7 separate regions of the Homo sapiens genome follow, and regions 1, 2, 3, 4, 5 and 6 are each linked to region 7. Evidence: chromatin loops called from intact Hi-C (ENCODE). Cell type or tissue: heart left ventricle. All regions are shown on one strand. Region 1 has its middle 64 kb from the start of LINC01068. Region 2 has its middle 21 kb from the start of LINC01038. Region 3 has its middle 110 kb from the start of LINC01068. Region 4 has its middle 74 kb from the start of LINC01080. Region 5 has its middle 28 kb from the start of LINC01038. Region 6 has its middle 36 kb from the start of SPRY2. Region 7 overlaps LOC105370275 (a long non-coding RNA gene).

Evidence for each region. Hi-C counts contacts between places; a loop is a spot of excess contacts. Peaks named below come from ENCODE experiments on the same cell type or tissue, not always from the same donor. Only the 100,000 strongest peaks of a DNase experiment are listed, where the experiment ranks them.
Region 1: it touches region 7 in a loop (2.9-fold over the local background); 7 of 110 quality-filtered maps call a loop at or near these places.
Region 2: it touches region 7 in a loop (4-fold over the local background); 16 of 110 quality-filtered maps call a loop at or near these places.
Region 3: a loop joins it to region 7, with 4 times the contacts of the local background. A loop is called at or near these places in 6 of 110 quality-filtered maps.
Region 4: it touches region 7 in a loop (1.9-fold over the local background); 9 of 110 quality-filtered maps call a loop at or near these places.
Region 5: a loop joins it to region 7, with 3 times the contacts of the local background. A loop is called at or near these places in 16 of 110 quality-filtered maps.
Region 6: it touches region 7 in a loop (2.4-fold over the local background); 4 of 110 quality-filtered maps call a loop at or near these places.

What each region holds. Positions count from the first base shown.
Region 1 is chr13:79,629,013-79,633,012 of GRCh38, reverse strand. No RefSeq gene overlaps it. Among named protein-coding and RNA genes, the nearest start is that of LINC01068, 64 kb to the right of the region's middle. In heart left ventricle, a CTCF peak has its summit at 1,638 (motif pointing left); no DNase peak of the experiment used is centred here.
Region 2 is chr13:79,781,426-79,785,425 of GRCh38, reverse strand. No RefSeq gene overlaps it. Among named protein-coding and RNA genes, the nearest start is that of LINC01038, 21 kb to the left of the region's middle. In heart left ventricle, no CTCF peak of the experiment used is centred here; a DNase peak (open chromatin) is centred at 2,385; H3K27ac peaks cover 299 bases.
Region 3 is chr13:79,676,994-79,680,993 of GRCh38, reverse strand. No RefSeq gene overlaps it. Among named protein-coding and RNA genes, the nearest start is that of LINC01068, 110 kb to the right of the region's middle. In heart left ventricle, a CTCF peak has its summit at 1,544 (motif pointing left); a DNase peak (open chromatin) is centred at 1,583.
Region 4 is chr13:80,082,710-80,086,709 of GRCh38, reverse strand. No RefSeq gene overlaps it. Among named protein-coding and RNA genes, the nearest start is that of LINC01080, 74 kb to the right of the region's middle. In heart left ventricle, no CTCF peak of the experiment used is centred here; no DNase peak of the experiment used is centred here.
Region 5 is chr13:79,774,236-79,778,235 of GRCh38, reverse strand. No RefSeq gene overlaps it. Among named protein-coding and RNA genes, the nearest start is that of LINC01038, 28 kb to the left of the region's middle. In heart left ventricle, a CTCF peak has its summit at 2,265 (motif pointing left); no DNase peak of the experiment used is centred here.
Region 6 is chr13:80,303,025-80,307,024 of GRCh38, reverse strand. No RefSeq gene overlaps it. Among named protein-coding and RNA genes, the nearest start is that of SPRY2, 36 kb to the left of the region's middle. In heart left ventricle, no CTCF peak of the experiment used is centred here; no DNase peak of the experiment used is centred here; H3K27ac peaks cover 1,814 bases.
Region 7 is chr13:80,130,657-80,134,656 of GRCh38, reverse strand. The region is part of intron 2 of LOC105370275 (a long non-coding RNA gene); the gene reads left to right. Among named protein-coding and RNA genes, the nearest start is that of LINC01080, 120 kb to the right of the region's middle. RefSeq lists an enhancer at 1,112-1,611. In heart left ventricle, a CTCF peak has its summit at 1,562; a DNase peak (open chromatin) is centred at 3,236; H3K4me3 peaks cover 2,430 bases; H3K27ac peaks cover 3,639 bases.

The DNA.
Region 1 (4,000 bases), 500 kb after region 7:
AGGTTTTTGATCTTGTGTCCCTCAACTTTTAAGAGTTCTTTGTCTCTGCGATGTGTGGTGAATTTTCTTCCAGTTCATCAGTTGCCTTTTGGTGGTGCTTTTGATATGGGGCTGCTTTTCTATTCAAATTTTTTTATTTTTATATAGTCAGATTTTCAATCTTTTTTGTCTCTGGATTTTGAGTCATAGTTATAAAGATTTTCCCTATATCAAGTTTAATGAGAGCTCAAGGTTAATAAGAGTTCACTCATAGTTTATTCCAGTACTTGAATGGTTTAGTATTTTTTACACTTTAGATCCTAATCTATAATTTGCAGTTTATTCTTATGTATGGTGCAAGGTATACATTTAAATTTATTGTTTTCCAAGTGGCGATCTAGTTGTTCTAGCATATTTGTTAAAAACCTGCCTTTCTCCCAGTGATTTGAGATGCCACCCCAGTATCCTTTATGTCCACCTGTTGCCTATACAACAATGAGCTTTTTCCATTTTCTTTTTCCCTTCATCTCCCAATTTTTTGGTGCATTATTTCTATTTTGTTACAGTATATGGCATTTGTAAATTCATTTTCCATCCTCATTCCTACTTACATTTAGTCTTAGATGCACATTTATATATTTTCAAGTGTTCGCCATCAGTCCTTTTGCTGAACTTTTTCCAATCAGCACTTGGTGGGATTTAATCCTCTAGTAGATTCCTCAAGAAGAGATGATGAGTACAGAATTTCCTAATTCCTTGTATGTTGAGAATTGTTTTTCTATAGGCTTCATATTTGACAGATACCTTAGTTGGATGAAAAATCCTTGGCTTTCACTTTTTTTCACAGATTTTTTTTCAGTGTGCTTTCTTTTCTTACTTTGTCTGTGAGCTTTCAAAAGTCTAATGCAGCAGGGCACGGTGGCTAATGCTTGTAATTCCAGCACTTTGGGAGGCCCAGGCAGGCAGATCACCTGAGGTCAGGAGTTTGAGACCAGCCTGGCCAAAACAGTGAAACCCCATCTCTACTAAAAATACAAAGATTAGCTGGGCATGATGGCAGGCACCTGTAATCCCAGCCACTAGGGAGGCTGAGGCAGGAGGATGCTTGAACCTGGGACAGGGAGGTTGCAGAGAGCCGAGATCATGCCATTGCACTCCATCCTGGGTGACAAGAGTGAAACTCTGACTCAAAAAAAAAAAAAAAGTCTAATGCCAGTCTTTCACCTTTAAAAATTATTTGGCCATCTACCTGGAGGCCTTGAGAATTTAATCTTAACCTATGAAATTTAATAATTTATTGATAAATTATTTGGGACTTTATATGTGAATAATCATATAATCTAAAATAAATGATATTTTTCTAGCTTCCTTTCCTATCCTCTTCTTTCCCTCCTTTCTTTCTCTCTGTCTCTATCTTACTGAACAAGCCAGGACCACTTTCTTGATTATAGGCCAGTCAAGTCCTCCTCCCTGTGAATAATTCTTGTTGCCTCCTGACTGTATGCTATGCTCTTGGTTCTACCCTCTGAGTCATCCTTCCTTTTTCATAAAAAATAGCCCGAGGCCACAGCAGAGTAGTTTTCCAACTTGTTCCAGTTGGCATCAAGTTGGAAATCTAGTCTTCTTTTCATTTTGGGCAGGCTCTGCCCCCTTCAGTTCAAGCTAGTATAAACAGGTATTTAGCTTACCAATATAAAATGCTAAGACAGATGGCAATAAATTAAAAGTGTACTAAGCACTTGCATAAAGAGGTAATTAAGAAAATAAGCAGTTTGGGGCTCCGATGCCAGGCAGACTTGGGTCAAACTCGCAATCTGTCACTTACTAGCTCTACAAACATGGGCTCATGTAAGCTCTCTTTATTTCCATGTTATCATCCTAAAATGTGGATGAAGGACATAAATAAGTAAACATTTAAAATACTTTCAGGGACTGCTACATAGTGAAAACTAAATACAGCTTGGTTATTGCCAAATGGTTGTTATTCCTTCCCAAGTAGCATGTGCGTTCACCATGGAAAAATGAACATGAAAAGATCAGTGGCAGGAATTGAGCAAAGAAGAAAGAACCACAAGCTACTTAGCCATTTTGACCAACATTTTAAAAGGAATACATAACAAGTGATGGTAGATGCTTTCTTGCAAATTGTATCTTGATTCTTTTTACTTTCTTTTTGGTCAGGGGTAAAAGCAGCACCTCTGAATGCAAAAGGCATTGAACAGAAGTCAGAAGCATTGGTTTTTCATGCTGCCTCCTCCTCTGCCCAGTAGCCACTTGATGTAACTCACAACCATCCAAGGCTTAGTTTCTGTATCTACAGAATAGGAATTCTAGCCCTGTCCTGTTCGCTCTCCATGATTATTGTCACTCTGAAATGGACAATGAGGCTGTCAAAAAAAGAGAAGAACCAGCACTGAGTACCCACTGTGTGTCCGGTACTTGAAATACATGATCGCACCTACACCTCTCAAAAACCCTAAGAGGGAAGTATTATTTTTGAGCAACTTACATAGAAAGAAATTGAGACTCAGAAAGTTTAAGTAACTTGTTCTGGATTACTTGCTAAATGGTAGAGCTGGATATGAATCTAGATTGAGATAGTGAAGCTCAGTTATCAAAACTAAAACGTCACTTCTACCTAATCAGCAGGAATGACGTACTGCTGAGTTGAGAAACGCCAACCTAGAGGGATCGCCTACTGAAAATCAGAAATGGACTTATACTTCAGGAAAGGTTAAACCTGCTGGTAGGACTCAAACTGGCTTTAAAGGAGAAAGGACAGAAAAAAGATCAAGCCCATAGCGTCCATCAAGTTCACCTCACATTACTTCATGATAGTTCACACTTGCCCTCATCACATTCCAGCTACCTATTATGCTCTTTTCTACCTGCAACCTCTCTCCTGGGTCACTGAGATTTGGGCATCCTGGTACACTTGCAAATGGATTCTTTTCTTCAGGTAGCCAGCTGCTAGTTTTCACTTAAAGTTCACTTTGAAGATAGGACCCAAGCTCTTAGTTTTAGCTAGTTCCTCCAGAGTTCAATCTGCATTCCTATGGGCTCATGTTTCAGTAGCCCTTTCATTGATACAAAACCCAAATTCATAACCTTATTATTTTTGATGCAGAATATTGCCGTCACTGAAAAAAAAATGTCTAAGGTGCACCATCACCTCTCCCTGGCAGATGAGAACTTCCATATTGACTTCTCCCTGGGATTGGACCTAAACTTGTTCCTTTATCCATGAATTTATGGGAAACAACTGTGCCTCACACAATTCCATCCCAGTTTTCACTCTCTTCCCTCCATACCCTCAACGCCAATAATATATCACCTTGCTCCATCCCTAGAGTTTGGCAGAAGTTGCCATCTTGTTTCATGGCTAGAACTGTTTATGATACACAAGTGATACTTTATCCTGATTAACTGTTCCCAAATATGAACTCTGGAAAGTTGCTTTACTTCACAATAAACTTTTCAGAATAAGTTTTTTCTTATGGTCCTACAAACCATTAAAAAGCACTGGACTTTGGTTTATGGAAATTATTCATAATCCGCTCCAGTTATCAAAATAACAAAATAAAGATCACTGATCTTTCAGTATACCTATGTCCAAATACTGAGAAAATAATGCATCAGCTAAAGTGGACAAAGGAGATGATTAACAGTGTGCTGAAAGAACATCACACCAACATCAAGTGTGTCGATCACACTCACCCTCTGTGTAATAGGAAAAGAGTCATGATTAGTACAGAGGACTACATTTATTTCTCTGCTATAATCTGAACTTCATCAAAATATCTGTTGGTCATGTTTATGTCTGTCTACCACAAAATAAGAGTTAAAGAAAGCATTATCTATCTTTATTTTAACGCTTAATACAAAATGCAAATAGTCCTAAAATATCTACCAAAGCTTAAAGATCAAACTGATCATAGCAATTTCCATATTAGCTCAGAATATGTCAAAGCAGAGAGCTACAGAATAAATGCCAAGTTATATTCTAAAAAGTGAGAGGGCA
Region 2 (4,000 bases), 350 kb after region 7:
TTAGATGCTCTATGGTTTTATCACCATAGTTTTCCCTATCACCCCTTTCCTCCCCAGTTAACTACCAGGAAAAAATTTTAACCAAAAATTAAAGTTCAACTTATAGAAACTCTAAACAATACTTTAAATTCATGTCAATTTTTATTAAGAACATTGTACATTACACGGAACTTAATATATGAGCCCTAAAATAAACAACTCAATCTTGAGATTATCATAATAGATATATAGGACAGAAACTGTGAATCATCAGTCCAATAGAATTAATTATGTGGCAATAGCATCAAAGTAAGATTTGCCAGGGCATGGGCATAACCTTTACAATATAGATGAACATAGATATCTCTTAAAACAGTAATCATCCTGTTCCTAAAACTGTATACATCAGGCATTTTCCCATTATGGGATTAATTTATTAAAATTCACCCTTGGTTCTTTTTTGTCTCTGAGGCTAGATCTACACAAATGCATTCACTCAGCAAGTCCATGATTTCATAAAGCCTATAGTTGTGTGTGTGTGTGTGTGTGTGTGTGTGTGTGTGTGTCTTAGGTTAGGGGAAGACAGGGAAAGAGTTTTGTTATAAAATAAATAAGTCAACACACACATATAACAATATAAACTAGAATAAGTTCTATGGAAATACAAATGAGTATAAAAGGGTAAACTGTGATATGATAAGGAAAGAGGTTGGTATTAATAATGGCAGCAGTTAACATTTATTGACTGCTTAGTATGTGATAGACACTTTTTTGAAGTGTATGTGTGTGTACATCCATCTAATCCTTACACCACCCTATGAATTAAGTACTATTCATCTTACCACTATTTAATAGACTGGGAGTCTGAGGCACAGAAAACTTACTCAAGGTTTGCCTTGCTAGTAGGTGGCAGGACTGAGAGTTGCTCCCAAGCTGTCTGATTCCAGAGCCTGGGCAGCATCTTGCCTATCAGAAATGAATGTGACCATCTATGACTGGGTCAGAAAAACTGACTTCAAATGTAAATATCTTAATGGCTCTCAGGAAGATGTTTCTATCACTATTATTTTGTTAAGAACATAAATTTCCAGTCAAGGCTGGTACAGTCTACTCTTTCCCTGGAGCATAAAAGGTGAATGAAGGTAGAACTGGAAGATTCACTGCACTCAAGAAGCATATTCTAACCTCCCCAAAAGAAGCTGTGATAATTTAAAATACATTCACATCTTTTTTAAATCTAATTAACTATTTTAGAGTAACAATGTGAATAAATTAAAAAGAGCTTTTTTGATGAGTGATAGGCAAACGTACATAAATCTGAGTTACTGAAAAGAATAAAGTAATGGTATACTTCAATGTGATAATCACTAATTGCCTATTGTACTGATGATGACAGGAAAATACTTCACCACTCTTCGAATGGCAGACCACTACCTTCACTTGTAACACATTGCATTAGTGTCTTTTTGCATTTAGCTTTCATTTAGCTTTCTTTCTTCTGCTATTATGGAGTGATCTCTTTTTCCTGTTCTGTAAAGGGTTACTTTCTTTATGGATGAAAAACATTGATTTTGAACTATCGCTTACCTAGCCACTAAAAATTCTTTTACAGGCTTGAAAATGGACACAGAAGATACGGAAAAATGCTTGCTCAGAGCATTACATGAGACAGTCTATACTTTAAACTCTTCTGATGAATGTAGAAACAACACGTATGGTATTGAAAGGCCTACAATTAAATGAATAGTCAATAAATGATATTAAAATAGGTATTTAAAATTATAATCAATAATATATATGAAATAACCCACTTAATTTTACAAGCTATTGCACAATTGAAAGAATGCTTTCATTCTTAAATATTTTACACAAAACCACCAGTTTGATTCCTAAACCAAAGGCTTTTAAAGTAATCTTATATATTCATATGACAGTCTCACAAGTTTACTTGTTCTTGAAAAATAATGTAGCAGCATGAAAAATATGTAAGCGTTCATGCATATACATTTTTTTAATTGTGCATATGACTTCCACTAGAGTAAATGTGTATATAAAGCTTGAGGCCTCTGGTGAATATTCTTAAGTACACAAACAAGAATTTAGGTTGTTAGGAGAATAAGAAACCTAAGGATCCAAGAACATCATAAGTCAAAAAAATTATTCTGCGTTGTCAAAAAGCTCTGACTCTGATACATGCTGATAGCAACCTTTCTATCCTGTGAATACAGTAAATAGATGTGTGGATTCAGACCCACAGGCATGCATCGATACCCCAGACCAACGTGGATATAGGCAGCCCTTTATGTCTGCTCTGACTTTGGCTTTTGCAGCTGCTGTTTTCTCAGTGTTGTCTCCGGGGCAGTTTCCTGTTGCCATAGCTGATGGCCTGCCCACGCCTGCCTGGGCTTTTCAAGTGTCAACACTCCCAGGCCGGCTGCAGTGGTCAAATGCTTGTTAATGAGATATAGCAGCTGGGTAGGGGTGAACCACTGAGACGGATAAAGGAATGCCGCTGGTGCAGGAAGCGATGCCTTTTGAATCTTTTCAGCAGGGTGAAAGCTTTCAAATCAAAGAGGGTATGTTGTATTCATTAATAAACCCAAGTTCCCATGCAGTCACATTAAAGCCAGCAGTTTAACTTTGCATCAGACAGGTGAATTTCCCCCAGATTTTACCCAGAAAGACAATGAACAAGAAAACAAGGCTTTAGCTTGGGACAAAGCAGCACTTCCTCATCTGTAGGGCTGACCGGACTGCTAAACCAAGCAAGGGTTGTCGCATTCTTTTTCGATTTATCCTTTTGTCCATGTATTTGTGTGTGTGTGTGCATGCACGCTCGTGTGCATGTTTCAAAGCTCATAGCAACCACTCCTGCTTCCTTCTCTTGGGTCTTTTAGCCCGAGCATTTTTCCCCCTTTCTTTTAAAACCTATCAAGAACAGAATTAACAACTTAACAACTACTGGTGAGGAAAAAATACATAGGTGTGGATGTGAGCACATATGGCCCCTGTCTCAAATGGAATAAAGCCGCACACTCCCATTCCCTACCCCCGTCCCAACCTGTAGCTAAGTTGATTTCTCCAGGGGGCTGTAGAGGTTGGCAGCATCATGAGACAGCTCCAACCGCTGGGAGAAGCCAGAAGAAAGAAAGAAAGAAAAAGACATTGAAAACATCTAACTGGCAGGGAGCCCTGAAGATAGTGTTGAGGACAGCATTATCATTTTTAAGTGCATTTGCTAGACAGTTGGACTCAGACCCATAGGGAATGAAAATAGGCCAATATATAGCATCAGAGATGGATTATCTATTTTAGGGTTTTTTCAGAGAATTTAGAAAGAATGGCATAATTTTAGGAGCAGAGACATGTACCTTGGACCAACTGAGATCTAGAGATATGCTTGCGTCTCACTGTCTCCAAGTATTCAACAATCTTATGAGTTAGCTAATGATTCACCAGTCCTATCTAATCACTACAAATCAAAGGCAGAATCTACATAGTATACTGATGACATTTTTAAGTGCAAAGAAGACTAGTGATCTAAGGAAATTTAGAGTGGGAGACACGCATTCTTTAAAGCACTTCAGTTTTTAAAATATTCATACACTGATTTCTTTTAGGCACCAATTCTTGTAAGAAGGCCTTTAACTTATATGGAAAGAAAAATGGAGATGTCATTTATTGGATACTTATAGTGTGTCAGGCACTGAGCATGACACTTCAATTTAAAAGGAATGTATATAAAAACATGTATATATAAACAGCAATGTAATGTACAATAAGTCTATGAAGCCTTTTTTACCAACTAGGACCCTCAGTTGTGGAGAGTTTATATCAACTACCCAAGGCCATAAATGATGGCTACATTTTAAAAGGAAGAGCATTTCTTTTTTTTACTCTGCCTGCACTTTATATTTTGCCATATTGCCTCTCAGGCTGGGCCATATCACCCTGACCTGTTAGTAAAGTCTGATAAAAAATGAACAAATTATTACTAATTCAGAATGTTCAGTGCTGTATA
Region 3 (4,000 bases), 450 kb after region 7:
TAGTTTGTCAACAGTAGTAGCAGTGGGTAAGTGAAAAGCAATGACTCTGAGTATGTTTGGAAAAATATAAGAAGAAAAAAGTGCTTCTTTACTGATCCAAGAGAGAGATGAGCTGTGAGTGAGAGTTCTAAGGTGGTGGCAAAAGGCAATATAGAAAGCCCAAGGAGGACCAGTTCCACCATATAGGTGGTCTCAATGGAGCATGAAATGTGCAGTACCCCAGTAAAGCAAGCACCAGTGCAGCAAAGACCTGGAGCTGGTTGTCCCAGAACTCCACAGGGAACATTAGCAGAGAAACCAGGCACACACAGCTGTTGAAAATTCTTATCCTAAGCACTGTTTGCTAAAATTAATTATATAATTTGGAAGGTCTGGCATGATGCTGTCTGTCCTGAATTCTATATTAAAACTATTAATTCAGGTTCCCCAATGGCAAAACCTCAAAATTTCATTGAGTTAATTTTTGTAGCTTATATGTTTTAATTTCACTTTAGCCAAGCACATAAAAGTATAGAAAACAAAACATTAAAGACCAGGATAAACTGCAAAACAGAAATTGAAAACTTCAGAATACACATCAGCCCTGGTAAGCATGTTCCTTGTCACAGTCTAGCTTCCAGCTTCCATTTTTGGGGTCTCTTTCTTTAACCTTTAAAAGATGCAGTAGCAGCATTGGCTTAAAGTTGTAATATATTGAGATCTCCCCTTAGATGTGTGGCAGGTATTTACATTTGGGGAAATATTTTCATTTAATATCTATCTTATTAATAAGATGAGGTTGTAATCTCCATGAAGCTCTGTGGACTTGTACATTAATACAAAGATCTCCTGAGACAATGTATTCCCATGACACAGTTTTCCACTGTTTTGTTCTCTACCCAGCCAGAGAGGTAGTCAGAACCTTGTTTCTCCAAACATCTATGATTAAATAAAGAAGAAAAAATGGGGAGCTAGAAAAGAAGGGTAGACACCATATTTGTCTTACTGATTCCTTTTCCCTTCCCCAAGAAAAAAGAGCCAACTGACACTTTTCTCCTAAATCTCCAGCAACTGTCAGACTAAAATTGTTAATGTTCCAAAAAACTTGTTTTGATAGATGAAAACATTTCAAGAATACCTTTAAATTTTTGATAAATTTCACTTAAATGGATTATACCTAGAGGGGGAAAAATGGCTAAGTGGGTTTATTTCCATCTTTAGAATTAACATTCTCCAAACAGAGAATTTGTTTTCCATTTTTTCCTCCCTCCATAGTCGTGCAGTCATGCTTCTATATTAATATTTCTTTTCATAATATGTCTGTAATGCTTTCACCACTCTTTGGTATCTTCCTTGATACCACTGCTTCCCTCTTTACCCTGAAATCACAGGGGTAGTCCTAGATCTGACTTTTGTACCTATTCTTTCCCCTTCACTCTGCCTGCCAAATTAATCTTCCTAACACATTTTTGGTAGGTCACTACCCTGCTCTGAAACCTTCCATAATTCCCAAGTACCTACAAAACTAAGCCTAAAAGCTTTACGTAGCTGCCCCCTAGTGGCCATCTTCTGACTCACTGTCCTGGACTCAGTCCCTACAAGCTGCCGAGAATGTTTTCCATTCAAGGTGGAATGGCTTTTTATGTTCTAAAGGGAGGCAAGGGTGGGAAATTAAGAAGGTAGAAAGAAGCCTTTACTATCACAGCTATGGCAAAGAACACAAAAGGGGAATAATCTCGTGCTTCCAAGGAGGCATTTGTCTTACCAAGAGCTCCTGTAGAAAGAGCTCCACATGTTAAGAATACTCTTCTGCATTATTTCCACCTTTGATGACTACGCCAACAGTGGAATTTTCTGTACAAAGCATAAAAAAAAAACGCAATACCTGATTTACAACCTAGTTGGTCCCCTGACCTTATTTCCTAAAGGCACAATGTTGTAAATCAAGACTCCACTCTTGGACTAGACCATAACATAAAAATAGCAAAATTGATCAGAAAATACACTTTTAAAAACACAAAATTTGCCTTTACAAATATTAAGAATGTAAAACAAATATTTAATGTCACTTCTCAAATGTTCCTTTGGGGTATATTTTTCTTTCTGTGGTCTGGACAAGCTAAAGTGTCTTAAGTTGTAAGTGCAAAAGGGTTTTAACGTGAACTATTTTGGTCTCAGTCTCAGCTGAGGTCTTAATACAAGGAAATGCCAGTTACTCTGACATTCAAAAATATAATCCCATATCACTTAGGCAGAATTAGCAAAGGAAGTGGGTAAAAACCAGGTTGCACCATTGACCCCTCAAGCCTATTATAAGGTGTAAAAAGGTTAAATTTGAAGAGCCAAAAGGAATTGGAAATGAGAGAGAAGATTTCTTTGAAGACAGCTGTAGCTGTGTGGGGTCTCCACCCACCCACACTTTGAGAGTGGAGTGGGAGCATCAGGTTGTCTCCTAACTTAAAGCCTAATTAAAAGGGGTTTACAAAGATCACTTAGAGAGCTTGAAATGTGTCCCCTGAAGTTTGAAAAACAGAGTGGACCTGTGTATCTGACTCATACCTGAGTACTCTAAAAGACAAGGGTCTGGTTGGGGCACAGAGAACAAACCGTAGTTTGAAAAATAATCTCATTCTTTGGACAGAGAGTCTCAGATGTGCATTTCTCATACACTAAATGTGAGTCATGAGCAAGCAAGTGGAAGAGAAGTTATCTTAGATCCTGTGCAACAGAGCCTCTGGGAGGAGCAAAGAAACATCAAAGGAAAGATGCTGGAGGAACCGCTAGCATTCTTGGGAAATGACAACTGAATCCCAATGATCATGAAAGAGGATGCATGCACCCACACTGAAGAAACTGCATGTATAAGATCCAATGCAATGGCAGGGGACAGAGAGGATGTCTCCCAAGAACCCAAGTGCCCCTGAGATGCCACCATGGTCAAAGTAAACCTTTATCATGTCTGAGATGTTTAAGAACACTTCCTTCTGCCCTTCTACCTCTCCTTTCTCCCTTCAGTTAACTGTAGAAAAACCAATCCCGGGACAAAGGGAGAGGAGCAGAGGCACTAGGCATGGAAATACACAAGGTAGCCGTGCCCCTTAATCCCACTGCATTTGACTAGACATATTTCTGAACTTAGACATTTGGTGATTAAAAGCTACTAGGAGGATTTGTATTTTTGACAAAAAAAAAAAAAAGTTATGAGTCTACATTTTATTTGAAAACAGAAAAAAAATAACATTCCAATTGTATTAGGGTTCATGAATAGTAAAATACTGGTGGTAGGATACTTGTCATGTAATTTAATTACATTTTTGTGTTTCAAAAATTCCTTATTTTTCCATTTGAGTAAGATCTACATAATTCAAGAGTAAATACTTTATAGTTGCTTCTTGTTATTATTCCAGATATTTTATAACACAAGAATTTATCTACTGTAAAATTAAGGAAAAAATGCTAGTCAACTAAAACAGTTATTTTAATATATATCAATTATGAATAACTCACGCAATGAATCCAAGATTCAGAACTTTATAAAGTTACTTTTCATTATTTTCCAAATAAATTTTTTTCCTGAGTGTGTCTGAACATGCAAAAACAAAGTCTACTTGATTTATCTGTACTTTAAGAAAATTTTCCTTGAGTCTGGAAATGTAAACATCAGAGATTAGATCATTGCTACTTTTAACCCTCAGTTAACTGTAGAATGGATCTTGCCCTAATAGCCTTATAATATGACTTAATGTGAGTTATGGCAGATTCAACATCTTTGTATCCCAGCTATAAGAAACCTCAATCACTGTTAGGTCCAGAAGGTGCCCACAGGCCAATCATACTCAGCAGGCCACAGGGGATTGGTGATCACTCCATCTGCCCCTTAAGTTGGTATAATATTTAGCAAGCATCTACTAAATGAGGGGAGAGGTAAGATATATTGAGATGGGAGGATGGGTATTAAAATTAATTGTTTGTAGCAGATTGGTTTTCACTTACTATCTGCTATTCATCTTACCAAGTGAAG
Region 4 (4,000 bases), 48 kb after region 7:
AGTGTACAGTAATGTCCTAGGCCTTCACATTCGCTCACCACTCACTGACTCACCCAGAGCACCTTCCAGTTCTGCAAGCTCCATTCCCAGTAAGTGTCCTATATAGGTGTATTATCTTTTACCTTTTATGCTGTATTTTTACTGACCTCTCTTATGTTTAGATACATAAATACTTACTATATTATGGTTGCCTATAGTATTTAGTACAATAACATACTGTACAGGTTTGTAGTCTAGGTGTGTAGGAGGCTGTCCCATCTAAGTTTATGTAAGTACACACCCCAATGTTTGCTCAATGGTGAGATCACCTAATGATGCATTTCTCAGAATATATTCTTATCGTTAAGAGATGCATGACTGTACTTTGCGTATATCATAAAATCTTTTCCTTCTGATTCTTTTCAACCATTTAAAAATGTAAAAATCATGCTTTGCTGATAGTCACAGGGCATTAGAGAAGATCTAAGGAAAGAGCATCTAAACTGAGAGCTGGGGAGAAGTAAAATTAATCAAGGGCAAGTTTGGAGGAGGGGTGAATTAGAGCATACTCCTAGTTGAAGTTCCCTGAGGAGCAATAGAAAAATTTGCACAAAAGGCCAGCTGTGATGGCTCACACCTGTAATCCCAGCACTTTGGGAGGCAGAGGTGGGTGGATAGCTTGAGGTCAGGAGTTTGAGACCAGTGTGGTCAATGTGGCAAAACCCCGTCTCTGAAAATACAAAAATTAGCCAGGCGTGGTGGTACATGCCTGTAATTCCAGTTACTCGGGAGGCTGAAGCAGGAGAATTGCATGAACTTGGGAGGCAGAGGTTGCAGTGAGCTAAGATCATGCCACTGCACTCCAGCCTGAGGGACACAGCAAGACTCCGTATCAAAAAAAAAAAAAAAAAAAAAAGTTCACTCTGTTGAAGCTTTCTACCCTTAATAAAAGCAGTTCAGGATATACATAGCAAGGGGAAACTTTTTTGTAACTTTCAAATCACACAACACATGTGACCACCTAAGTTGACTACCAGGAAGACTGGACTGACTATATACGCTGAGTGTAATTTTCATTGTATTGCATTTGCCTGAAGGCCTGTGAAAGCCACAAATGATTACCTTATTTTCTTGCTACTTTGGCAAAGCAGATATATTAGTGCAGAAAATATGAGATCACAAGTGTGTGTTCATTTAACAATGCTTTGGCAATATAAGTTCCAGTTGTCCTTTAGCTCCATTGGTACAATTTTTTGTAACATTGGACAAGTCACTTTCCTTCCTTTACGTCTCCATTGGTACCCGCTAAGTAAAACCAATATCTACCATCAAGTCCACCATAGTTATCCTAAAGCACACAAAATATTCTGCCATGCATATCAAAAGAAAATCCTCAATTTTAGAGACACTAGATAAGTATGTATCTAAGAGTAAACATTCATATTGTACAAAGAATAAATTAATTCAAATTCTGATTTTAAAAAAATTCCTGGAGGATGGCTTGAGGCCAGGAGTTTGAGACCAGCATTGGCATCATGGTAAGACTCCCATCTCTACAAAAAAAAAAAAAAAAAAATTAGCCAGGCATGAGGGCATGTGCCTGTAGTCCTAGCTACACAGGAGGTTGAGGAAGGAGGATCACTTGATCCCAGGGGTATAAAGCTATAAGCTATCATCGAGCCACTGAATTCTAGCCTGGGCAACAGAGTGAGATCCTGTCTCTAAAAAATTAAATTAAATTAAAAAATTAAAAGTTACTGAGTGTGGTGTTGTATATTTGAAAATACGATATGGTTTTCACTATTTGGCTGCTCTCAAAACACGTGCATTTGGAAGCCATGGTTTTTTCAGTTTCTTTTTAAACTGATGTGGAAAATAAAGTAGATTAATAACATTCAATTTTAATCAATATCAAATTTGTTCCATGTGCTAAAATGCAAGATAATCTAGCAAAAAATAGTGAGCATGTATTTGGTGCTGGGTTCAATACTTGAGTGGAGATAAGGCAAAAAGATTTTCCTGCTAATCAAGCCAGCACTGTGTGCTTGCAATATTAATTTAACATAACCACAGTAACTAAAGTGTTAAGTGCTATCAAGGGTTTGAATCCACAAAGGTTAGTAAATAAATAAATAAAGCAGCCCTTCTGCTCATTAGGAAGCCATCCAAAGCCCGGAAGAGAGAATCAAGTTCCTAATTTATGAGTCAGCCACTTAAAAAAAAAAAAAAAAAAAAAAAAAAAAAAGAGTCAAAGCTAACACACTCATTCCAACAGCTTTTCCCATGCTGGTCTTTCTGGAAAGATAAATTCCTGCAGGATTATTTTTTGGAATTACTACCAGTAAGTTCTATTATACTGTCAGACCTAGAAAAAATTATTTCACTAGGACTTCAAACATGAGATTGAATAAATGATTATGGCAAATTGTTGTTCCTAATTAATTAAAATGATTTATATGGCATGCTGTGTAACTGAAGAATGCAAAAAGTGAAAAAAAAGAATGTCTTTGTAGTAAAGTAGATTTGTGTAAGTGGAATAAAAGCATAAGAATAAGCTTCCATGAGCGAGTTCTACAACTGAGTCATCTATTTAGCCTTCATTTTTGGCAGCATCATTGACCAGTGAGCAGGGATTTACCAGAAAATTGTTGACCACAATAATCAAATTTTGCAACAAAAATTCACAGATTGGACGTCATGCCGTTGACTATATAAGACAAGTTAGAAGACACAATCTATTTTGCTTTTGATTCTCAAAAGCAACAGTTTGTTTTATGCTTTTAAAATTCCCCATTAAAATAACTTCTGATTCTATTCTCATTGTCTCTTTTGCTCCTGGTTCCCTTCCTTCACCTCCCCTCCTGCTCCCTCCAATTCTGACCCACTGTGGTCTCCTGGCATTGTTCTGACATTTGCCTGGCAGAACATAAAACAACAAATATGTTCAATTTGAGTGGTTTCCTGCAATGTTATTCTATCAAACTGGCAATTTCCGAAAGGATTTAGAAAGGAGCATACAATTCCTCAGACACCGGGAGGTCTGACAGTGACTGCCAAAACAGTCCATGCTTTTAGCGGGCCGTAATATCTGAGCACACAAAAACATCCCTTTTTCTCAGGTTTATTTTTTATGCTTAATACCGAACAGACTTCAGAGACTTTCTAAGTGGCCAGAGAGTACTATATTTAGCACCTTAAAACTCAAAGGAGTTTAGAATATTTTGATATGCATGGTGCATGGAGATCCAATTTATTCTACAGCAGTCACCTATGGTAATGAAATGTTAATCAAGATATTTAAATTACAGCTAATGGAATGATGGCATCGTATAAGGACCAGATGTAAAATTCATTACCATAGGCTCTGTTTATTCCCTGTATAGTCATTTCCTGCTCCCCTCACCCAACATTTGACATTTCCAAGATGGTGGCAGCTTTGGAAATTTTATGATTTGATTGTGGTTTGGCTTGAGTTCAAATTATAGGGTCTGAATTTGATCAAATTAGACAACTAATGCCTCAGGCAGGAACAGTGCATGCCAATGTCAATGGTGTTAAGATGTACTATAGCATTAACTTGAGACAGAATACTGCAAACCCTTATGGTTCATAATACTTCATGTCCACAAACTATCCTTAAAACTATAATAGATGGATGTGGCCTGTGATGTATTATTATTATTTCAGCTCTTGGAGGGCTGAAATCTTTTGATCCAGAAACATGGACTTCTTGTGAGTCAATTCATTTGTGTTCACCAATGTGTACAGCAACCACATCCTTAACCCTCCCTCCTCTGCAAAAGCAGCATTGTTGAGGAGTCATGGTGGCATGCTTGTGTGACTTGTCTCATACTCTACTGCAGTTATTGTATTCATTCTTCCATTTCATGTCAAATTCTGGCACTGTGTTAAAAGACATTCCAGTGTAGTTTTTGCTTTAAAACAAGAGAAATGAGTTTATAGATTCCTGCTCAGAAGATATTTGAATAAACAAATCCTTACATTTTTATCTTTGATGAAA
Region 5 (4,000 bases), 360 kb after region 7:
ATGTGGACTTCAGAAGACATCACAGAGAAGGAATTATTTTGGGGAGAGGTGACTGATCTTGGAGACACTCTATAGTTTTTTCATCCAAAATCACAGCATTGTCTAAAAAGAAAAATTGATTTTCAGAAACCCCTGGGACATTTCCTTTAGGGCCACATGGTTGCAGTTCACCCCACTCAAGGCAAAAGAGAACTGTATCAAGAAGATGCACTGAGTACAAGAAAGTAATAATGAGGACCAAGTCCACGGATAGACGAGGGGCTATTACCAAGGATGCATCTGGAATTTAATCGGTTAGTAAGCACTATTCCTGCTAAATATTGTTTGGTGCATGGATATAGACAAAGTATTACCCAATGACGATACAACCTGGATTTTAAAAAGTAGAAAGGTAGTCTCCTTTAAAAATGTAAGGTGTGACTTGTTACATTTTATACAAGTTTAGAGCAATAATAAAATAATCATTGGGACAAACCCTTATCTTTAAAGATAAGGATTAAAGGATTAAATACAGTATAGTGTATTTTCAAGTGGAAGGACAACAAGGAAGTTCTCTGTAGAAAAGGCCCATCTGTTTGAAGCACTTTCTTTTATTTCTTCACCTTTGCCTTGTATTAGGCTCTTTCCTCTGCATTCCCCTAAAAGTTATGTGATATTTTGTTTTTCAGCACATTCTCGTGGGGTTCTAATATTTTTGCCTAGTAATACAGATTGTAGCTGATTTGATTACACATAACATTTGCTTTTGTAGGTCAATGTCTATGGATCTGTTCTATGCCCTCATCCATCCACCCAGCACACTCAAAAAACAAATCCAAATAAACCAACAACAAATACCTAAAAGATCAACTGCAGACTAGTCCCAAAGGAGGAAATGAACCCTTTGATTTTAATCTTCGATAAATCCCAGTACAAAAGATGTTCCGTTGTTCATACTCAATTTTAATTTTAGCCATGTTATTTCAATATCAAAATATATTTTAAAAAATCAAAATTTATAAATTATTGCCAAGGTTATAGCATGAAAAAGCCATACCTCATTTTTCTAAAATTCTTTAACAGGCATCTATAGGATAGATACATCTATTCCAAACTATTTTTTAGCCATCTGTTTTGATTCAGTGAGTCTTGCTGTTGGCATGCGCTAAAACTTTAGTTCCAAATGTGATGCCATTTTTTTTTTCTCTTTCAAATTGGGTCAATGTAATAAAGGGAAATGACGTTTTCTTCACACAGTAGAAGTAGCCCAACTAAATACTGCACATAAAAATTCTCTTAGGAAATTAAATCAAATAAGTTGTTTTTGAGGAATGGCCAAAGGTCAATATTAAAAGCAGCTCGTCTTCTATCATATGTGGTACTTTAGGAGGTTTATAAAAGTCTAGTGAATAGAGAAGCAGCATTTTAAGTAATCTTCAGAATAAGGAAACACAAAGGCTGGGTCCAGTTGACTGAAATGGGGCTGATGCAATCCACTGTCTCCTCAATGGACTGAGCCACAAGTAATATAAACCATGAAGATAATTGGTGTGATTAGATTAGTCATGCCAAAGTGGAGTTTAGCAGTCACCTATAGACAGCCTGCTAAAGTCCATATTGTTTCAGTTCTCTCCCAATCTAGCAGACTGTTGGAAGGCATTATTAAACACAGGTGTTCCTCATCTAGGAAAACAGGTTAACAAAATTCCAAATTCTCAAAAAAGTTCCTATGAAATAATTCAAACTGGAGTAGAATTTTCCCTGCAAGTTCCCCTTAAAGTATAAACTGCTTTATGCAAGTAAGCATTGTTTGATTTGCAAAAACTTAAATTGTACTAAACATTTCTATGACACATTCATTGTGTAAAACAGATAGTACATGAATCAAAATCTCAACTTTTATTGAATGTTAAGCTCAGAGGAACTGATTTATTCTAGATTACTCTAAGTTCAAAAGCCCATTTTACACAAAATAATGGAGAGCAAAGGATAACCAATCTGACCACAGCAGTCACAAATCTTAAAGATTGAACTCTACCATCATCACATTGCAAACTTTTAAAATATAGAATGTTCAAGCCCCTACACCATTTTTAATCTATATAATGTTGACTGTAGTGTATGAATCCTTCAACAGTCACGATTCAAGTTTGACCTTTCACTTTCTTATCTAGAGAAAATTTCATTTTCAAGTATCCAAGAATATTTAAAGTATTTAAAGTATTTCAAGAGAACTTATGGCACATGTCACCCAAGCTCAACAGCTAACAGTTGCTGCCACCTATAGGCCCAATCTCAAGAGAAAGGGCTGGGGACATGAACAAAGGTTTGCATGTTTCAAAGGCAACAAAGCAAGTTTTTTCCTCATTAAAAATGAAGTTGGTATCCATAAACTTTTGATGCAACTCTCTGAAAAAATGAAATTAGATGTGACAAATTTCACTTGTTTCATCAATGACATGCTATTTAAACCACCTCATAAAGGGCAAGAACTTTAAAGCATCAGCCTTTCTACTCACAAAGCAACCAAAGGAAACAAAATGAAGCAAGTTAGCTAGGTCTTCAGTCACATCTAATTGTGATTTTCATGGCTATATAATCGATATGAAAATGAGTGACAAGGAGATACTGTCTTTTGCACCTACTAGCATGTATCACATGTGACAGTCAGGATTCCTTTAGATTCTCTCCCATCTGGAGATTTTGTGAACTCTTCCTTGTGTCAAATAAAGTAAAAAGAAGAAAAAAAGTGAATCCATATAAAAACTCAGAATTAGATCTCATCCTCGGGATTTCTTTTTTCAGTAAAATGAAGATAAAAATGACTACCTTAAAATTTCATCTTAAAAATTATATTTATGTATGTGTGTATATATATTCATTGAATATGTATATATATATACACTCAATGAATAGCATATAGCAAGTTATAAAAATGTTCATCCTGTTACACTCACTAATTTTGTAATATTCTACAAGTCATTTCATAATTGGACTTTTGTTTTTTCATTTGTAAAATGAAGAGCTTAGACTAAGTAGTTTCTAGATTCCTCCTACACTGAATATTCTAGCATAAGGCATTTGAGTTTGGCATTCTCTCTACCCACGCCAGTTGGACCCATTTCTGTATTTGGGCTAACCTTATGCTGCATGAATGGTTGGAGATCAAGTCCCTCCAGCCACATGTTCCCTCTATAAAAATATTTCAGGACACCAAATAATAGAAGAGAAAAAAGTTATAACTTTTCTTCATATGGCTGATGTCCATTTCAGTATTCTGAAATACAACTATCCCCCTTCTTATAAACTAAATATGGCCCCCCACCAAGAATTCATATGTTGAAGTCCTAACCCCTATTACCTCAGAATGGTACTGCCTTAGAGACAGGGTCTTCAAAGAGGTGATTAAGTCAAAATGAGGTTGTCGGGCGTGTGCCCTAATTCAATTCCTATAAGAAGAAGCAATCCGGACACAGAGAGACACAATGAGTGTGCTCACAAAGAGGAAAGACCACGTGAGGACACTGCAAAAAGATACCAGAAAAAGTATCTACAAGTCAAGAAAAGAGGCTTCAAAAGAATGTAACCCTGCTGACACCGTGATCTTGGATTTCAAGCCTCCAGAACTGTGAGAAAATAGATTTCTGTTGTTTAAGCCACCCAGCCTATGGTATTTTGTCACAGCAACCATAGCAAATTCATACACTCCTTGAACTAACTCTGAGAATTTTTCAACAGTTTGACCCTTGAACAACACTGGTTTGAACTGCAGGGATCAAGTTCAGTAAAAGTTACATGGACTGTCCTGACTCTCCTGTCTCCACTTTCATGTCCTCCCCCTCTTCCACCTCTGATACCCCTGAGACAGCAAAACCAACCCCTCCTCTTCCTCCTTTTCCTCAGCCTACTCAACATGAAAACAATGAGGATGAAGACCTTTAGGATAATCCACTTTCACTTAATGAATACTAAATATATTTTATCTTCCTTCCGATATTCTTAATAATATTTTTTCTCTTCT
Region 6 (4,000 bases), 170 kb before region 7:
AAGATGGTTTCATAAATCACTGAGATATGTAAATAAAGGAAGCTACAGAATTTCATAGATAAAAAAATCATTTTTTTCTACTTGTAAGAACAAATATATCATATCTGAAATGTAAATAATTATAAAGTCACAAATAATTTATTCTTCAGTGACAAACTTTTGAACAATTTCCAATTGCCAACGTTATAAATAATATACAATTTAAGACTCTGTTCTTTAAGTTACAGGGATGATGAAAGATATTTTTCTTCTGAAAGGCTGTCATAACTAGTTTATAAATTTGCTCAAGTTAAAAGCCAGATTTTTCATAATTAGATGATTAATCAGTCTATTTCTTTAGTTTATGGGTCAGATAGGGGTCTGAGTTAAAGATTACCTAGGATCTTGGAGAAAGAAAAAATATCCTTCCATCTCCTTTTTCCGCCCAGGAAAGACAGAGATTTCTCCCTGGTTCCCTAACAAAAGGGCCATTTGGAGATCTGGCCTGGAAAAGGATAGAGCGCCTTACTTTTCCACAGAGAGCTTTCCACAAGCTTTCTGAAACTCACAGCTGATTCTGAAACTCTCCTGCTCAAAATTCTTCTATAGCCAAACATATCCCCTACTAGTTGACACCTTGAAATAACCAGCTTTACAATCATTGTACAATTTCTCTCCATCTCTCCTCAACTTTACTCTTCTTATGAATAAACTACATTTCTGAAGCAGCATTCATCAACTATTATTCAAATAGTTCTCTAGATCTGGAATTTCCATCTTCTTTAATATTATACTCTCCTCATCTGCACTTTTAAATTCCATTGTAAATCTCACTTCCTCCAAAATACCTTCCCTGATGATCTCAGAAAGAATTAAACTTTGCCTTCCTTAAACTCTCACAGCACCCGTTTTGAACTTTAGCACATCTTGAATTTTTCCCATGATTCTAGCCTGATTTTTTTTTTTAATCTTAACTTACTACAGATTCTTTCCCCGGGCCAGGGCATTTGTCCCCAGTGTTTTAGTTATTACTAAAGTGAAACTGATTTCAAAATGTAATCTTCAGCTCCAACAGCTAAAATGAGCATCCCACTAAAATGAGCTATTTTGCCTGCATTTCCTGTGTTAGTTAAATTTATCATCATCTTCTCAGCCACTCATTTCCTTACCCAGACACAACTTTCTTTTGGACTCTCATGTGGCATTTTATTCATCACAGAGATGAATAAATTACATCAGAGTGTAACAAATTTTATATATCTGAGATTCTCTGCTCAATCATTAGCTTCTTGAGGACCACTAGTCTTTGTACAAATAATGTCCAGTATAGCACTGGGTATATGAAAACTGACTGGATCGACATTGAATAGAATAATACTATACTGATGTTTCGTAATTTTTCTTTTTTTTTTTTAGACAGAGTCTCGCTCTTTCACCCAGGCTGGAGTGCAGTGGCGCGATCTCGGCTCACTGCAACCTCCACATCCCGGGTTCAAGCGATTCTCCTGCCTCAGCCTCCTGAGTAGCTGGGATTGCAGGCATGTGCCACCATGCCCAGCTAATTTTTTGTATTTTTAATAGAGTTGGGGTTTCACCATGTTAGCCAGGATGGGTTTGATATCCTGACCTTGTGATCCACCCACCTCAGCCCCCAAAGTGCTGGGATTATAGGCATGAGCCACCGTGCCTGGCCAGTAATTTTTTTGTAAACTTTTATTGGAGCTTCTTCAACACAAGTTTTCCCAATTGGATTGTCAGTTCTTGGATGGCAAAGACCATGTCTCATTTTTCTTTATATTTCTCAGTATAGTAAAGCATTTTGTCCATAGTAGGGTCTCAATTTAATTGGTTTAATGCCTTAATATAATAGTAGGGCTAAGTACTCCTGTTTTAATGCTTTCAGAATATTGGATTGTCCAAGATTTAAACAGATATATAGGTATACTCAACGTAGGTAGTACAGGAAAGATAAAGGAGATAAGTGAGGTACCTAGATTTACACCCAACTAACCTATGCAGGAAACAAAGAAATTCTCATTCCATCTGGCACAGTCAATATAGTCCCCTTTTGAGTGTTCAATGCATCTAACACATGTGATAAGCCAAGTCAAAGAAATAGGCCACAATCCCCTCCCTCAATAAATGTGCCTTCACAGACCTCAGTGCTTCTATTTCTCCATCAGGTATATAAAGCAAAACAATTCAATTTTATGATACACAGGGGATTTTGAGGTGGTTTCCCTCCATTTGATATAGGCTTAAAGGGAAACCAATGGGCTGAGCGCTGTGGCTCAGGCCTATAATCCCAGCACTTTGGGAGGCCAAGGTGCGAGGATCACCTGAGGTTGGAAGTTCCAGACCAGCCTGACCAACATGGGGAAATCCCATCTCTACCAAAAATACAAAATTAGGCAGGTATGATGGCACATGCCTATAATCCCAGCTACTCAGGAGGCTGAGGCAGGAGAATCATTTGAACCCAGGAGGCGGAGGTTGTGGTGAGACAAGATCGGGCCATTGCACTCCAGCCTGGGCAACAAGAGCGAAACTCCATCTCAAAAAAAAAAAAAAAAAAAAAGGGAAACCAATGATGCTACACTCAAAGAACATTTTATATATATATATGTGTATATATATGTGTGTGTGTGTGTATATATGTGTGTATATATATGTGTGTGTGTGTGTATATATATATATATATTTTTTTTTTTTTTTGACAGGGTCTGGCTCTGTAACTCAGGCTGGATGGAGTCCAGTGGCAGGATCTTGGCACACTGCAACCTCCGCCTCCCCAATTCAGGCTATTCTCATGCCTCAGTCTCCAAGTAGCTGGGATTACAGGCATGCACCACCACACCCCGCCTATTTTTGTACCTTTTTAGTAGAGACAGGATTTCACTGTATTGGCCAGGCTGGTCTCGAACTCCTGGGCTCAAGTTATCCCCCTGCCTTCGCCTACCCAACGTAGTGGAACTACAGGCATGAGCTACCACACCTGGCCTAAAGAACATAACTTTTAATGAGTTGGGGTTGTTTATTAAACAATCTGAAAATCTGGATAAAATTGAAACTTTCCTAAAAAAAAGTGAATTAGCAAGATTTATTCAAGGAGAATGAAATATGAATAGACGGGCAACACAGAAACATTGAAAAGGTTGTTAAAGATTTACAACTAGAAGCATGTTAAGTACTGAGAGATTTATAGGCTATTCTATATATAAATTAATTGTAAAAAATTATAATTCCTATGTTATTCAAACTATTCCAGAACACAGGATACCTAATCTTCCACCAGGCCTAGTGATAGTAGGGCTGTAAGAGAGAAAACAGATGTCTCTTGCAAGGACCTTGGGAAAATGATGGCTTCAGGACAAGGTTAGGTTCCAGAGTGAGAAGGCAAAAATTTCACAGAAGATGATGTGGAGTTCCAGAGGGCATGGTGCAAGAGTGAAAGGAGATGAGGAACAGTAAGAGATGAGGTCAGAAAATGTGTTTTACCAAACTCTTTGGAGATTAGCGTCTGGGGAATAAAGAATGAGCTGGAGGTCTTAAATGTCTCGTGACTGGGACAAAAACAGTGGTTGAGAACATGATGGGATTTTTCCACATGGTTGTTAGGAAAGTTGCTATATTTGAGACTGTGAATGTCAGCAAAGCTGAGGAACAGGAGGTCTTCCATGGAGTACACAGTGCCCTAGAGCATCGTCCTTTGAAACCCGTTTCCTTTTATATCCGTCCATAGAGGCCTTAAGGCCAGTTCTGCAGTGTCTTACTCAGGGCATACGTGAACCCTCTTGAATATTGCCAATGCCCTTGTTATTCTAGATTGTTCTAGAGATCCTATCCAGTGTACTCAGCTGGAAAAAATGGAAACGAAGCGTGGGACAATATCATTTATTTGCAGGTGATATGACTGTTTATTAAGAAAATCAGGGTATCGGGCCGGGCACGGTGGCTCACACCTGTAATCTCAGCACTTTGGGAGGCTGAGTTGGGTGGATCACAAGGTCAGGAGTTCAAG
Region 7 (4,000 bases):
ATCTACTGCAGATGACAATTCAGGCCATTACTCAGGGCCAGTCTTTGTTCCACTGATAAGCAGTTGGGGCAGTGAGGCAGGAAAGCCACCTGCTGAGAACAGGGTCTAAAAGAGACCAGAGGTGGGATACATGCAATTAACCCTTAACCTCTTCCCGGCTCACCATGATGGAGCAGCTGATTTGCCTGGCTCTCCTCCTCTCTATATTTTCATCTCTATATGCCCTTAAAATGTAGCTGCCCCAAATTCACCTCCTTTTTTGGGGAAAGTAGGTATGTATGGATCTTCATATTCTGATCGTCTTGAAATGAGTTAGGAGAAGCAGTATTTTTCTTTTCTGGTTAACAGTCAAGGAGATCTCTGGTTTATGAGAGTAAACTTGGTTACATTTTCAGCTATAAATGACTGGCTCTCTTAGGAAATACAAATGGACAGTACTTGGAGGCTGGAGGAGTATGGAAAATCTGACGAGGAAGGTGTGGACCTGGCCAGTGGAAAGCATTTTGGTGGGTCTAATGATTTTGGGAAAATCTCTGCAAGGCTGGAACATTTTGCCACACGTAAGTGGTTATTTCCTTAGCCTCTTCTACATTCACTGAGAGCTCTGTGTAGCTGATTGGAGAGTGAGAGAACTGAAAAACAGTCCCAGTATGAGTCTGTCAAGAGAGATGCTTCAGTGTAAGTAAGTTTTTCAGATGTGTTGCATGTAACAGAGCCTGGTTTCAAACAAAATCTGCCTCATTCTGGTCCATTTAATTCTTGGAAACATAATTTTATATATCCAGAAAGTCCTTTGAGCCCTTCGAGGGAGCACTGTAAAGGCTTTCACCACCACCTTACCGCCGTTCTGTCAAAGCAGGAAATCAAGTCCTGCCAAATGCAAATGAGCTCAGACTCCAAAAGGCCAAGTGTCAAGATGCAGAATGCTGCCGGATTTAGAGATCATGCCCCACATAGATATTTGAGGGTCTAACAAACTATAGAAAGTCATCCTGAACATATTGAAAATGTGTGATTTCAGAAATCCTAGCACGTGCAAAACCATTTTTATATTAGTAAGTCAGAATACCTTTCCTTCCTTTTCATGGTGGCTTCAGAACCTCCAGGGAATTTATCAGAGCCTCCTGTTACTATGGTTGTCTGCTTTCTGTTTTGGAAGAGAAAGGCTTCTTTTTGATTCACATGTCATAGCTGTTCTAAAATAATGCTGACTCAGTGTCTGAAAGATAGCATTGGCTTTGCTGAAAGAAAATAGAAACCGGTCCTCTAAAACCTACTGCTGTCCCTCAAAGAGTTAACGGAGTCAGTTCCAAAGGAGTTAGGCAACGGCTGAAACAGGATAATAAATGTGACACTCTCAGATTATCAGTAGCAAATATTTGATCTTATCAAATAACAGAGGAAGTAGTTTAGTTACAAATAAACCAATCTCTCATAAAACAAGTTTTCACACAGGTTCATTTCATTGAGCTGGAGACAGTTAGAGGCCACTTGTAGGCAGAACTCCCACTCTGTACACTCTGTAACAGCCCCTCGTGATTAATGGACAGCCAGGGGGAGGCTGCATCCTGCGGCTCCAGGCTTCATATCAGCAGAACAGCCATAAACAGCATCTCAGGATTATTGCGAGGAAGTGACTCCTCCTCTGGGAACATAGCTGGGCTTGTGCTCCTTCTCCCTCACCACCCGCCTTCTTTCTGTCCCGCTCGCTCTTTTTCCCTGTAGAGCAGAGACCATCGTGTCCTAGAAACTATAGTAGATGTCACTGCTTGGCACTTGCTGTGCAAAGAGAGGACAAGTATGTGGGTGTGAGGGGGAGGTGGAATGCTACTCTTAAAGTAACAGGGACTGTGCTAGCCAGGGCCTCGATGGAGGCTTTTTTGTTCCAGTCTTTGAAACCACTTTGGTGAAGGCATCCAACTTGGAGTCCAGAAAAAAGTACAAACACTGTTTTAGAGTAGGAAAAAAAAAGTTAGAGCTCCTTCTTTCAAAGTAAAATTCTCATTGAGATTAAGAAGAAGTAAAAAAAAAAAAAATCCTGGTAAGATTAGAGTAAATTAGCAAGTAAAAAGAAAAGGAGAGAAAGCTGGCAAATTTTTGGTGTGTGAATATCATCTCTAATGAAATAGAAATATGAATACTTCTATGTTATAATTTCATGGAAAGTTTGTTTTACTCCCCCTAAGGATTGTAAAAATAAAGCATGCAGATTATATGAAATATGGAAATAGAAACATAAAGCTGAAAAAATTCAACCATGACACCACCATTTGAAGGCAACCATTAAGAACACTTTAGTGGATTTTCTTCCAGGCTTCTTCCAACATCTTTTAAAAAGAGATTGTTGAGACCTTAACCATATGTAGAATTTTCTTTCTTACTATTTTCAGCCAACATTTTAGCATAGTCATGACCCCATCATGTTATTCAGTCTTTTCTTATGTATAATCTTCAGGTTGTAAAATATTTATTTTGCAATTTTAACAAACATAGGGCAGTTTTTAGAATAGGTATGTATTCACGCTAAAAAGCAATGCTTGACTGCTTTATTTTTCAGATGTACTCATTTATTAAAAATTATTTGCTTCGAATAAAAAATTTGTTAAATTGTAATAAAAAATTAAAGGGAAAATTCTATGCTATTATTCTCATGGTTAACTCATTAACTTTTATGTTTAAATATTCTGGGAATTGTATTTTCTGCAGAATTAGAAAAGATTCAGTCCCAATCCCCTAGCCTTATAATGTACTTAACCCCACTAATGCTCTTTCAAATGCATAAATCCAGAAGTCAAGATGAATTTTAAAGACATGACATTCACATTTACCCATTGTTCCCCCTCGACCTACAGTACCTGAATTGAGATACATTTTGCTTATATGAGATATTGGGAACTACTTTTGGTGACCATTATCTTTTCTGATCCAGGAACTGGACACATTTTCTCCCAATCAGCCTCAAAGCCATTATACATTCTCCACAGTAATTTCACTGTGTCTCTCCAACAATGCTTCCCTCTTATTTAAAACCCAAAATAAAAGTTCTGCTGGAAGTGTTTGCATAGAAATATAGTTTCTATGCAAAAACAACAGGCAACCCTCTTATTTTTCTTATCCTGAATTCATTTAAAATATGAAACTTGCCTTTTGGAATAAGATGGGTCCTTTTCCTGTTTCCAGAACAATGCCCACGAAGGGTTAAAACACTGTGGTCACTCAGTCCCTGGGGGCGGGGCTGGTGGAGACTGCACTGCCTGCTCCCAGGGCGTGGGATTCAGCTTGTTTCCAAATAGATTTCCTCTAAATTGACTTTCATTTTGATCCCTATGAGACTTACGTTAAAGGGCAAAAAATAGTTTCCTCTTAGAATAAAATCTAGACTTAACTAGATTTTTTTTTCTTGCCCCCAAATAGATGTAATTTAGAATATTTTGGTAGTTTTGAAACCTACTTCTTTTTGCAGAATCCAAACCGAACGTTAATAGGCTTCCAAACATTTTGTTACTTGTACTCAGAACTTCTTGAGAAAGCAAATCCCAAATACTGAAGCATATTGTACTTGCAAAGCACTAAATTTTAGCCCCGTGTCTCTCTTAAGAGATTTTCTTTAGGTTAACGGTAGCTCTAAATTAAAAGAAAGTTTGCAAGATAAAGAAACCTACAATTTGCACTATCAATTTAAAGAAATATTATTTCTTTACCTTTTTCTTCAAAACATTTGTAGTAAGTAAAAAAACTTACTTATGTTGAGTAACATTATATGACGATGGAAGTAAATGAACATTTATTAAGCACGATAGTACCTGCCAGGTTTTATATACACTTAAATATTTAATTTAAACCTTACAACAATAATGGCTTGGGATAGGTATTATTATCCTAGTTTTATCAACCAATTAACTGGGTGTGGTGGCTCACATATATAATCCCAGCACTTTGGAAGGCCAAAGAGGGAGGATTGCTTGAGCCCAGAAGTTCAAGACCAGCCTGGGCAACATAG